Linked DNA regions of Homo sapiens: region 1 is linked to region 2. A link is a contact called in ENCODE Hi-C or POLR2A ChIA-PET data. All regions are on one chromosome and are shown on one strand. The core of a region is the stretch at or near the end of the contact, and the rest is flanking DNA. Distances in the headings are between cores, read along the strand shown.

Region 1 (3,129 bases), core at 243-2,742, 120 kb before region 2:
CTAGCAAAACTCCTGAAAATACGACAGTCCTGGGAGTTGCAGTGGAGAGGAAGCAGAGGCTATGCTGTAGAGGAAGGTCACAGGAGGGACGTGGAAAGGCCCCAGGGCTGTGCTTCTCACATTCAGGTGACTCACCTGTGGTCTTGTTGCAATGCAGATTCTGATTTACCAGGTGAGTCAGGGCCCAAGAGTCTGCATTTCTAATAACTCCCAGGCGATGCTGACATTACTCTTCCATGGGCCTCAGTTTGAGTAGCAAAGATTTAGATATTCTGTTTCAGGAGCCAGGAAGTTAAAGGAGGGCTATATATACCTGGACTTGGAACCAGACCCCATGCCAGGGTCCCAGGCCTGTCACTGATTGGCTCTGTTGTCAGTGGGTGGAGTTACACCTGTCTCTGAGCCTCAGTTTACTCATCTGTAAACCAAAGGAGTTGTCCAGGGTGACCTCCATGACTGCTGAGGTCCCTTTAAGCTGGAATGTCCCATGACTCAGAGCCCTGCAGTGGCCAGCACCCCAGGAGGAAGGGAGGGGACACGGAAAGCTGTTGTGAGAGATGGACAGACCCACAAGTCATCACCTCTCTTGATGCCCTTGGCTGGGTAGGGGTGGGCCTGGAATTTTCACTAACATGCTCCAGACCACTCTCTCCATGCTTTGACTGTATTCTTGAACCATGCATGTGGTCCCAAGTTTTCCATCCTCTTCATGCCACTTGGTCCTTTACTCCCCACTACACCACAACCTCTGTGTTCCTTGCCCTCAGGATGACCTTCTCCTCACCCTGGTTATGCCATCATCCTTCCCCTTCCATGGCCCTGTATATAAGAACTGATTATAATCACAGTATATTCTGTGTTTTAGCAGAGCATGTCAACATTGCTGTACGCCATCATCGTGCCAGCTCAACACAAACTCTAAAGAAAGTGACATTGGTGCAGTAAGAGAAAGATAGACTTCCCCTTACCTGAAAGGAAGTGGTATCCTGGCTTTAGGGAGGAGTTCATCAATTCTACAGAGGAGATTTCACATCTTTACACAGGTACACAAACTACACAAAGAGGGACATTCAGGAGGGGAAACACTGTGGTCGCTAGAATCCCTATGTGACACCATGGTCTCTCTAGAGTGTCTGTGTGACACCATGTTCTCTCTAGAGTGTCTGTGTGACACCGTGTTCTCTCTAGAGTGTCTGTGTGACACTGTGGTCTCTCTGGAGTGCCTGTGTGACGCTGTGGTCTCTCTAGAGTGCCTGTGTGACGCTGTGGTCTCTCTAGAGTGCCTGTGTGATGCCGTGGTCTCTCTAGAGCGTGTGTGTGACACTGTGGTCTCTCTAGAATGCCTGTGTGACACTGCAGTCTCTCTAGAATGTCTGTGTGACACTGTGGTCTCTCTAGAATGCCTGTGTGACGCTGTGGTCTCTCTAGAATGCCTGTGTGACACTGTGGTCTCTCTAGCGTGTCTTGTGATGCTGTGGTCTCTCTAGAGTGTCTGTGTGATGCTGCGGTCGCTAGCTAGAATGACTATGTGATGCTGTGGTCTCTCTAGAATGCCTATGTGAACTTAGGAATTCACACTCCTAGGCTCAGTGCAGGCTGAGCACCAAAGTGTGATCTCATCAAGTGAAATAACCCCCTTCTCTCAATTTCTCTTCCTGTAAGGAGGAAAATGCCACTTTCCACCCACAAAGCTCTCTAGAGGACCAAGAAGACAATTCTGTGAAGGACGTCCACCAGGAGACAGGAGCTACAAGACAGCTTTCTGGAGCTGTCCTCCTAAGTCCCCATGCCAATCAGTGTATAGTAATGTCGCCAACTTCAAAATCACGGAAATATGTTTGCATCAGACAATGGCTTCAATTCCAACACATGGTACATTCCCACAAGTTTGGATTTCCATAGGAAGAATAAATAACACTGGCTTCCTTGAATGTCCTGGATGAAAACCACACATCCTTCCAAATCCTGTGGAAAAACATCTCTGGCTCCCTCCTTCCCTTAGAATCAGACCCTTCAAAATCTTGTGGTATTTCCCCAAATACCATAATTTTGAGTTGTGACATCTGGTTTCCAGTTCTCCCAGGCTGGGGTTTCTTGTTAAAGGGACATCGGAATCTCGACATCCCGAGCTGCCACCCTGACCTTGTGCAGGAGTCTCACTGCCCCACTTCCTGGCATCCATGCACTCTAGATGGTTCTGGCACTTCCCCCAGACAAGGAAGCTACATTTTTTTCTAGGATGTACCTTTTTAGAAGCCTTTGTCTCTTCCAGAAGGTATGTCCGGCACGATGGGACTCCCCCACTCTCCCTTGCCTCAAACATCACGGAACATCTAGACATCAGTGAGCGTCCCACTAGAAAAAGGCCCCTGAATCTTCAAGAAGCTCCAAGAGGGGAGTTAGATTGTCTGGAAATTCCCCGAAGTTCTTCCTGCTACACCCACTGGAGCCCAGGATTTGAGAACCAAGCCCGCCGGCCGCGGCATACTAGGCTCGGCTTTCTGTTTCGAAGCTCGAGGCTGTACCGGGGAGAGAGGATGTGGTCCATGGGAAGGGGAAGTGCCACTGCTCCAGGGAGCCAAGCATGGCTTCCTCAGGGCCTGGCTCCTCAGGCAGCAGGAGGTGGGCAGCACTGTGCAGCGGGTAAGAGCACACGCTGTGATATCAGATAGGCAGGTGTTGGACTCCCAGCTCTGGCCAAGTGACCTCTGGCAAACCCCTTTCCTCCCAAGCACTGGCATCCTCACAGGTATAACAGGATACAGATGGTGGGCAAATGCCGCGGCCACATCCTACACGGGGAGAGACGCTTCATCAACAACAGCCATGAACACTGTCTGGCCTGTTCATCAGGGCCCAGCAGACCCATCACACAGACACATGGTAAAAGCACGAGGAATATTTCATTTCATGGTCACAGGTAAGTGCTTAAGCTGGTAGTGAAGGAGGAAGCCCAAAGGCTACTGAGGCGGCATCACAGTGACGGTCAAGAACAGGCCAGAGGCTGGCTGCAGTGGCTCAAGCCTGTAATCCCAGCACTTTGGGAGGCCCAGGCGGGCAGATCATCTGAGGCTGGGAGTTCGAGACCAGCCTGACCAACACAGAGAAACCCCATCTTTACTAAAAATA
Region 2 (3,421 bases), core at 850-3,349:
AGCTCAATATAATCACATGGGTCCTTAAAAGTTGGAAGAGAGGACCAGAGAGATGGCAGTGTGAGAAGGACCCGCCCTGACATTGTTGGCTTTCAAAACAGAGGAAGGCAGCCACAAGCCAGGGAAAGGCGGGGGCAGCCTCTGGAGGCTGAAAAAGGCAAGAAAACAGGTTCTCTCTGGGGCCTCCAGGAAGAATGCAGCCCTTCTGGTATCTTTGCTTTAGTCAAAAGAGATTCATTTTGGACTTCCTACCTCCAAAACTGTAATACAATAAATGTATGCTTTTTTTTTTTTTTTTTTTTTACACAGTCTTGCTTTGTCACCAGGATGGAGTACAGTGTCACACTGTCGGCTCACTGCAACCTCCACCTCCCAGGTTTGAGCAATTCTCCTGCCTCAGCCTCCCGAGTAGCTGGAACTACAGGTGCACACCACCACGCCCAGCTAATTTGTGTATTTTTTAGTAGAGACGGGGTTTCACCATGTTGGCCAGGATGGTCTCAATCTCTTGACCTCGTGATCTGCCTGCCTCGGCCTCCCAAAGTGATAAATGTGTGCTATTTTAAGCCATTAAATTTGTGGAAATTTGTTACAGCAGCAATAGCAAACACATCGTGTTATCCAATCAAGATCTCTTGAGTAGAGATTCCATTAACCCTGGCACTGCTCAGAGACAGCAATTTTCTTAGCCATTCTCCTTCCCTCCTGAAGATTCTCTATCATCCTGAACTCTGGCTTGCTGGTTTGGAGCTGGTTACCTCCATTGTCTCTTGCCATCATATGGGAGACTTCCTCAACTCCCTTTCCAGATCACTTAGGAGGAGGTTTTGAAAAGGGAGGAGAAGACAGATGGCTGCTGAGATCCTGGAATGATATTGAGAGATGAAATATGATTTCCAGGCCTGCTTTATCCAGCCCTTCAAGTCTGTAAAATCGGATCTCCCTCCTTCCTTCTTTATTTCTTTCCTCCTTGCTCTCCTTCCTTCTTTCCCCTCCTTCCTTCCCCTCCTTCTCTCCCTCCCTCCCTCCCTCCCTTCCTTCCTTCCTACCTTCCTTCTACAAACAGCTAGTGAGCCTCTAATATATGCTACATACAGCTAGAGGCAAAGGCATACAAAAATGAGTCAATCATCCTCAATACCCACCCAAGGAACTCATCAGTTAAAGACTTACCATCCATCTAGGGCAGTGATGTGCAAAGTTTTTGGACCATTAACCACAGCAATAAATTCATTTTTATATCACAGTCTACTAAACTGAAACAAAAGTTTCACAAAACAATACCAATGCTTATCAAAGGAGACGTACTCTATTTTCCATTCTACTCTGTTTCTATTCTATTCTCCATTCTGACCAGCAACCTAGTAAGTTGATTTCATGACCTAGTAATGGATTACACCTCTCAGTGGGAAAAATGCTGACCTAAAAGTCTCGACGCCCATGCCGAGATGATCACTGCACAGATCCATGGAGCCTGTCCCCCAGAAATGTTTTCAAAGAATTAGTGGATCCTAGGCCGTTCCCTTCCCCCACGCCCCCACCATCCATGCAGGGTGAGCTGACTCAGACTTGCAGGTTCCAGTCATTTCAATGATAAAATCACTCATCGCAAACACACTCACAAGCTCATCATCCCTTGAAGGGAAGGAATCAAAGGTGCTGAATGTGGAAAACCGTGACTCACTGTTCCTGTCAACCAGGTACATGGCTATAAATGTCACTCGAGTGAAATCATAGTAGAGGGCTCACAGTAACGAAGAAAGCACCAAGCACTGGCTGGGAGCTGAGACCTCTGACTGCTCAGAACAAACCAAAGAGATTAAACTTTATGTAAGGAGCAACAACCAGAACAGGTAACGACTAACAATGCACTGTAATTGACTCGATCAGACTTCCATTTTATACTGGGAAGGTTGCTAGTGAGCACATAAGCAATCTGGCCTGAGACCCCAGCCACCTGTGCTCGGGGGCTAGGGGCGGGGTGGGGCGGGCGGGGGGACTCGCTAAGCAGGAATGCGCCTCTCTCGGGTGCCCTTCCACAAGGCGTAACAGGCCACTAGTTTCAGAGGGCACCGCTATAAAAAGCAGCTGAAAAAGTCACAGTACCCTTTTATGTAAGATGACCTTGTTTGCCGGAGATTTTTTTTTTAATGGGAATTTTTACTCTCAATTACTTGTCATTCCACCTAATGACATATATTAAAGCTTATCTTTTCACAGGCTAATTTTAGACGAATACCAGTTCCCAGATCACTGGTTTAGAAAAACACTACCCTGCTTGGCAAATCCAGTCCACTTTCCTGAGAGGATTTCTATGGCAGAGGAGCTGGCAAGGTCGGGGCACCGGAGGGTGGGAGTGGGCAGGGTCTCTGTGGTGTGTGTGCAGCCCTTTATCTTCCTACTGTGTTGCTGCCACCCATGCAAACACCAAAATGACTGTGCCAGGGCTTAGGTCGTGTCAGCACACTGCCTTTGCGGCACTCTCCTCCCCTTCTCAACAGTTTTGCTGGCAGAAAATATTGAGGTTGAATAAGGTGCTGAAGATAGCACATATCGACAGCAGAACAGCCCTCCAGGAACCCGATATTCCTCTATTCACGATCCCTATTCCTCCTTCACATGGATAAGTGAACACAGCACATATCAATGACAGAACAGCCCTCCAGGAGCCCAATATTCCTCTAATCACAATAAAAGTTTTATTGTGATTTATTAGATTCATCCTTTATGCTGTTACTGAGAAAAGATGAAGACTAGAGCCCCACCATTCCATTGTCCTTGGGGGCCACAATGTCATGGAAAGGATCTTGATGAAAACCTGTTTCCACACTCCGATGGAAGGTGGTCAATCTCACAGTGTGTTTCTGACTCCCACTACTCCAGGAGGAACAGCCCTAGCGCATCTGCCATTTCTGAAAAGAAAATCCAAGCCACCTCCCATGCCGACATCTCAATACTCACGTTCCTCTGCCTGCGGGCCCCTCTGTTCTCCTCTCATATCTCTGCCAGCCTGGACCCCGTGATTTATCACATCAGTTTCCCTTTTGCCATTGCTGTTGACTTTCCAGCCTCCTGGTCCTGCATTTGCTCTGTTAAACTCCAACCCTGAGTGAACCCAGCCAACCATCCTCACCCCCACGCCAACCCATGCTGGTAGGCCCTGCTGGAGAAAGCAGAGTGGGAAGCAGATTCCCCAAAACATAAATGCCCTCCAGTCCTCGGGGCCCTGCATCCTGCGCATCTCTGTAGACACTTTCCCTTCCTATTTCACTGAGTGACATTTCCAAACGCTGAGACCCCAACCCTCACATCTCTGCCCACTTGCTGTATTATGTTTAAAATCAACCATCACACTGGCTTCTGAACACAGATAAACCAAGGGCATGAGGCGAGCCCTCCCACAGCTGCCCCTCCACCCGCC

Evidence for each region. Hi-C counts contacts between places; a loop is a spot of excess contacts on that map. ChIA-PET counts read pairs that join two places held with the same protein, here RNA polymerase II (POLR2A). Pooled maps may share reads with other maps.
Region 1: a loop to region 2 is called in a pooled map, with 4 times the contacts of the local background. The contact joins two enhancer-like sites. A Hi-C loop is called at or near these places in 1 of 168 maps with a recorded cell type or tissue (gastrocnemius medialis) and 4 of 50 pooled maps. POLR2A ChIA-PET finds 5 or more read pairs at or near these places in 1 of 52 experiments (activated CD4-positive, alpha-beta T cell).

What each region holds. Positions count from the first base shown.
Region 1 is chr6:157,548,619-157,551,747 of GRCh38, reverse strand. The region is part of intron 2 of ZDHHC14 (zDHHC palmitoyltransferase 14); the gene reads right to left. Among named protein-coding and RNA genes, the nearest start is that of MIR3692, 21 kb to the right of the region's middle. RefSeq lists a silencer at 1,385-1,585. Within about 2 kb of position 1,492, at least 6 of the 41 ENCODE cell types and tissues checked have a DNase peak (open chromatin) inside an H3K27ac peak, as active enhancers do.
Region 2 is chr6:157,427,194-157,430,614 of GRCh38, reverse strand. All of the region lies in intron 1 of ZDHHC14 (zDHHC palmitoyltransferase 14), which reads right to left. Among named protein-coding and RNA genes, the nearest start is that of ZDHHC14, 48 kb to the right of the region's middle. Within about 2 kb of position 2,099, at least 4 of the 41 ENCODE cell types and tissues checked have a DNase peak (open chromatin) inside an H3K27ac peak, as active enhancers do.